Regions from separate parts of the Homo sapiens genome. Here region 2 is linked to region 1. The links are chromatin loops, found by intact Hi-C in ENCODE. Cell type or tissue: PC-9. All regions are shown on one strand. Links, peaks and the distances in the headings refer to the core of each region. The heading gives the core; the rest is flanking DNA. Region 1 overlaps SYT6 (synaptotagmin 6). Region 2 has its middle 5.2 kb from the start of SYT6.

Evidence for each region. A loop is a pair of places that touch in the nucleus more often than their neighbours do. Peaks named below come from ENCODE experiments on the same cell type or tissue, not always from the same donor. Only the 100,000 strongest peaks of a DNase experiment are listed, where the experiment ranks them.
Region 2: it touches region 1 in a loop (10-fold over the local background); 4 of 110 quality-filtered maps call a loop at or near these places.

The regions. Positions count from the first base shown.
Region 1 is chr1:114,092,354-114,095,267 of GRCh38, reverse strand. It overlaps SYT6 (synaptotagmin 6), which reads left to right. Exons shown (of 8, transcript NM_001253772.2): 7 at 1,465-1,533. The coding sequence ends at 1,482. Among named protein-coding and RNA genes, the nearest start is that of SYT6, 60 kb to the left of the region's middle. RefSeq lists an enhancer at 2,896-2,914. In PC-9, for the core only: CTCF peaks have their summits at 1,328 and 1,528 (motif pointing left); DNase peaks (open chromatin) are centred at 817 and 1,427; H3K27ac peaks cover 1,752 bases.
Region 2 is chr1:114,157,629-114,160,542 of GRCh38, reverse strand. No RefSeq gene overlaps it. Among named protein-coding and RNA genes, the nearest start is that of SYT6, 5.2 kb to the right of the region's middle. In PC-9, for the core only: no CTCF peak of the experiment used is centred there; no DNase peak of the experiment used is centred there.

The DNA.
Region 1 (2,914 bases), core at 284-2,783:
AATCAAGCCCTTGAAAATGAATATTTGATGAGACAGTAATGGGAAAGTAACAGTATATGGAAAACAAAAAGAGAATAAATTGATATCCTTTGGGTTTACTTTTTTCCTGACCTTGCAGGCCAAGCTCCCAGGAATGCCCCCTCCCCCACGCACGATCCTGCCATTTTCTGCTCAGCTGATCATTCTCTATATCAAGAAGCTAAAAATGACACTCGTCTCAGCAACCTGGGATTTCCATAGTTCACGTTTATTTAAAATTGTCACTGACACATTTAGCGCCCACAGTTTAAATATCTTTATTAAAATGCATGTAAACCCCCACAGGGCTGACATTAAGTAAGCACCTTGTGTCCACGCGATGCATTGTGCTTGGAGGCAATCCTCCCGCTCATCCTCAGAGCTCACATCCTGCCTTCTTTTCGTTCCCGTTCTGGATATTGAGCAAGAACTTTGCTCCTGAAACTTGTATCTCCCATTTGTATAATCATAAAGAAATCTCCTCCAGCTCCTGGGAAGATAAATGGCATCATATCCGCAAAGCCCTCTGTATTTATCTTGAACCTTTCTTAAGGGATTTTCAAGTGCTGTGATCATTTCTTTTTTATTAATGAGAACAGAGGGCATTATACTTGCTCACTTGTTTGGGGCTCAAAATAAGGCTGAGGGGAACAAATTAACTGAAAAGGTGTCTTTCCCTGCTGGGATTCTTTCATAAATAAAAATTCATTGAGCCATCACAAGTGGCCTTTCCCAGCTGCAGCACCAGCCCCCTTCCCTCTCAGCCCAGAGCCATGTGTCATCATTGTTACCACACACAGAGTTGACCAGCGCTCTTCTCCAAGGCATTTTATTACGGGGGCCGGGTTCAGATCATCTGCCAGAGATGTTAAATCTCTGTTGGAACGTGACCCATTTCAGAGCAACAAAAGACCTTACTGGAACACAGGCATTCTGAAACAATAATCTCCCTGTGTGCTGGGGACAGGTATGCTGCCATTTCAGAGCCACTGTAAGCCTCCTGGAATCATTCGCCTTTCCATTGTCCACAAACCCCATCTCCTCCCTTTGTTTATCTTCATAGGAAAACTCAGACTAGCAGGGGAGCCAGTGTTCCTTCTTCATTTGTTCTAGATAAACAGTTATGCTCCCTGCTACTACTCTTTGGGCTGTTACATAAAGGAAGAAAGACACTCTGTGTAGTCCTTTTATGTTTTCTCCTCTGACCTGGCCTATCAGTCAGGTTGTTTAAGTGGCATGCTTACTCAGGGAAGAAGCCAGTGATTATAATGTACCTTTCACCAACAGTAAAGGTTGTAACAGAAAAGTAGAACTCCTAAAATGAAGGTCTGTTAAATAAGAGCATTAGTAATCATGTGTTGTCACCTTCTGGTTAAGAAACACTTGAGTCAGAAGCCACAGTGGCCTCAACAACCAGGCATTTATTTATCTAAAATATTTCACCAGGGAAACCCTCGGTTGTGATTTCATTCACGTGGATGCTGCAAGCAGAGAGACTGCCACCTGGAGTTAGGAGTAAGTACCTGGTGTGGACCCAAAGACGTTAGGTTGCTTATTACCTTTTGTCTCCTTCTTCCCCTAGTGTGGCCAGATGCTGAGATAGCAGCAGGATGGAGTGGAAAGAACACTTGGTTGGGTGTTAGGAGACCTGGTTTCGGGTTCTGGCTCTGCCCCTAGCTAGCTGTGTCTTGACTTCTCTGTCTTTGTTTTCTTATTTGCGAGAACAAGAAGGTTAGACTGGATCAGCTTCCAAGCCTGCCTCCAGTGCTGACATGCTAAGATTGCTTAGGTCTAGGTCACATAATGGTGGTCATCGGTACCTGATTGTCTGGCCTTTGGTTAGTCATAAAGATCTTCAGCTGGCCTGAACAGGGAGTCCTAAGAAGCCCATGAAGAACCGAGCCCAGAGAAGGGTAACAGAAGCTTTCCTTAGAATTGAAAGCATTAAGGTAGTTTAGTAGGTCTGGGTCCTTCCTGAACTTCATGGGTTTCCCATCTACTCCGCAGGTGATGCTGGATAGAAAGTGATCTATTCCTCAGGTGGCTCGGCCCTTCTAGGAATGGCTGTATTGAGGGAGAACCACATCCTCCCCCGACCCCAAACCTCCATGTATGCATGATGCATAGTAGCAGCTTCTACTCAGCCCCCTCACTCCATAGTGGAGACCCTCAACGCTCATGAGAAGCAGAAGGGGCTGCACTTCCAGGTCAGGAAGGCCATCTTGACCACCTACCTACCTCTTAACTCTGGAGCTCTGTCCTGCAGACACCCAGGACAGTACTGGGTCTCTTCAGCCCACTCCAAGGATGGGTGAGCAGTGGACACTGACTCACTTTGAAGTTATTAACATAAAGCCCCCAGGCAGGTCAAGAATATTCATGGGGTCAGATCTTTGCTCAGTAAATATTGCTGGGGTTATGACTGCTGCAGCGATGACTGGTTAAAGAAGGATTGAATGGTTCAAGTCCACCCAGCCTCAGCCCTGTCCTTCACTCCATTACGCCTCATTACATCACCCCTTTCACAGAAGGGTTAGAGTCAGGCTGATAGGAGGCAGTCTGTGACCTAGGAGAACTGGGGAGGAGAAAGGGGTTGCAGAAGCCCAGAAGGGTCTGCTCACACCTCTACCTCTCCACAAGTCAGGTGCAAATGCCCATAGGAAGAATGAAAAACAAAGGAGACAGCTCAAAGCTAAAGCAGTATCAGATTTTTAGCTGTACTGTCAGCTCCCAGACAAATTGCTAATAATGCATGACCATGGGTTCTTGGCAGTAAGGACATATTCTGCACACTGCCTCTTTCGCTGCTAACATAATATGATTTTCAGTGTGAAAAATGGCTGAAGCACACAGAAATGGCCCAGTCAGAGCACCTCATTCTCACACACACACACAC
Region 2 (2,914 bases), core at 151-2,650, 65 kb before region 1:
TGAGACTGCATGGGTTTAAATTCTGGCTCTATCATTTGGTACCTGCAAATTGAAGGCAATAATAGGATTGTTGTGAGGATTAAATTATGCAACCCTTATTAAGCAAGCAGCATGGATCCTGGAAAAGAGTAAGTGCTCAGTAAATGTTTACCATTACTATTAATGTTGGCATTGTTTGGTATCTGAAGCCCTATAAATGGATAAGACCATTCAGAGAGCACTGAGATAGGAGAAAGAAAAGCTGAGAGCTGAACCCTGGAGAAAGCAGAGGGTTGACAGGAGGCAAAGGAGAAAGTAAAAGAAACAGAAAGGGAGGGAAATCCAGGGAGAATCATGTCAGAAGAGAATTTCACTGTTCATGTGGGTTGTGCAACTGCGCATCAAGGAGGTCAAAGAACTCATTTTCAGTCAATTTCACACACAGCCTCTTTACACAACTGATGGTGTGCACTCCCTCAGGACAGAGCCCATATGCTCAGGGCTCTGTATGTGGTGTGGCTGAAGGCCATTGTATACAGGAAACAGCACAGGATTGCATCCCATGTGCCTGGCACAGACTGGGTCTTAGTAGGACCTCAATAAATGTTGAATGAGTGAACGAGTGGCATGAAAAGACAGACTTGAGCTCTGGCTCGGCCACTCACTAGCTGTGAATCCTGAGCCAGTTATTTCTAGCCTCTCTGGGACCTCACCAGTGAAATGAGAATAATACTGTCCAATCTTGGGGTTGTTGTATGAAATGAGATAACATACGTAAGACTGTTGTGTAAACTGTGCCATGCTTTACAAAGGTAGAGAAGTATTAATAAAGGTTGGGGGCTGACTCATTAAAACCATTACTATGGCTCTAGCAAACAGCAGAAATGTATATAAGGCTTGGGGGCTGGGATAGAAAAGGATTTTTATTCTACCAAATGGATGGAAGCTGGAATTTGGTAAACAGATTTGTTCTCTCCAGGGACTCCAACACCTCAGTTCTGTAGGGGGCTTCAGTCCACTGACCCAAAGCATGCTCTGTTGATTCTTCCTACCTGAATTCTGTTGAAATCAAGAATTAAGACTTCCTAGTTTTGACAGGGCCTTTTCAGGTTTGTTGTTTTAATTAGTTTTGGCATTTTATCTGGTTTCCTTTCATTAGTGGAACAGCCAGAGACCTAAGATTGCAAACTCTCTCCAGGCTCCTTGGGGAGAGCTCCAATCTTTGGAGTCCTGGTCTTACAAGAATCTTGGCTTGGCCCTTTCCTGGAAGCAGGGCTCTGACCACAGGACACAGTCCAGGCACAGAGACACCCCAAGCTGCTCTCTGAGGAGTCCTACCTCTGTCAAGAGTGAAGCAACCAAGCACATATGGAGCCATGAAGCTGTCTGGCCCCAACCCCGTATTTTATCAATGACACCATCTTTCCTCTAGACCAGTAACTGGGTCCAAGAGGCAACTGAAATGGCTAAGGTCAAAGAGCCAAGAGCATTGCAAAGAGGCACAGGAAAAAATCTTTCACTGCATTGTAATTTATTTCTAAATTTTTATTTATTGTAAAGGCAATTTTAAAATATTGTAACCTTTTGTAAGAAAATAAGAAAAAGTATTCACATCCCCACCATCTTTCTGCCGCATGGTGAAGAAGGAAGGAGCGCTGATCTGCTGTCTGAAGGCCTGAATTCCAGTTCTCTGCCATCTCCTCCCTTGTGGACTAGGAACCAGTCACTTAATCTCCTCATCTACTAGATGGATGATTAGGATCCACCCATTGTGCCTCTCAGTATTTTTGTAAGAATTACATGAGATAAATTCCTTCTGGACAATTTGCAGAGACTTGCCCCATGGAAGAATACAGGTTAACCTCTGAATAGTGTACCTGCTAAATTTTCCTCTACATTCTGAAAAAAGGAAGAAAGGGGACAGGAACCATCATTTAACACTTGCCATGGATCAGTCACAGTACCTTCACCATTTAACCCAACTCATGTAATCCTTGCCTTGTACACTGTGAAGCAGGCCCTATATGTCCCGTTTTACAAATGAGGAAGCTGAAGTTCAGAGAGCTAAAGTATAGCACCTAAAGCAATCCAGTTGGTAAATAACAGACCCAGGATTTGAACGCAGATCTGTCCAACTCCAAAGCCGTGCTGTTTCTTCTGTACAAGGTCAGTGAGAAGAGGACTATTTGGCTCCCTTCCTAGCCCTTCCATTCTGACATCATCTTCACTTCTCAGTAATGGAGACAGACCTCGACCCACCATGGTTAGGCCTAGCTCTAAAGTTGTTTGAAGGATGATACTGCCTTCTGACCTTCAACCTGTCTCTGCTTCCCCGAACTCCAGCCTGCTTTTGTCCACAAAGCCAGGCTGGATGCAGAAAACATTGTCCAGTCTTCCCAAGTCTGATGTGGAATATTGTGTGCTTGAGCAGAGAGCACAGAACAGAGATGAGACTGCTGAAATAGGGGAGGAATGGGAGAGAGGCAAATATACCCTGGTTCAGGATGTTTGAACTGCCAAGCATATTTCTTGGAATAAAAGCAAGAATGGACGCTTTCAAAAAGCACCTAGGCATTGACCTTGAGCTCTGCAACGTCTTCTGCATCTTCTCAGGTAAGGAGGAATCCCTGAAAACTCTGATGATGGCTTGGGACAGCATGATTTGCAGAAGTCACCCAGCTTTGGCTAGATTTGCTATCTTGGTATGGGGGCTGGGGGAGAGAGTGTCATCTGCAGGAAATACTGATAAAGCTGTTCTGGCTGAAACCCCATAGGGAATCCATAGTACAGTTTATTCCAAATAATGATATGAAGTTATACCCTCAAATACAGGACCTCAACTTGATTCTGCAGTAGACTAGGTTCAACTGATGTTTGTTTTTTTGAGTAAATTAACACTTCTGCAGAAGGCGGCTACATGCCTCAGTAAGCAGAG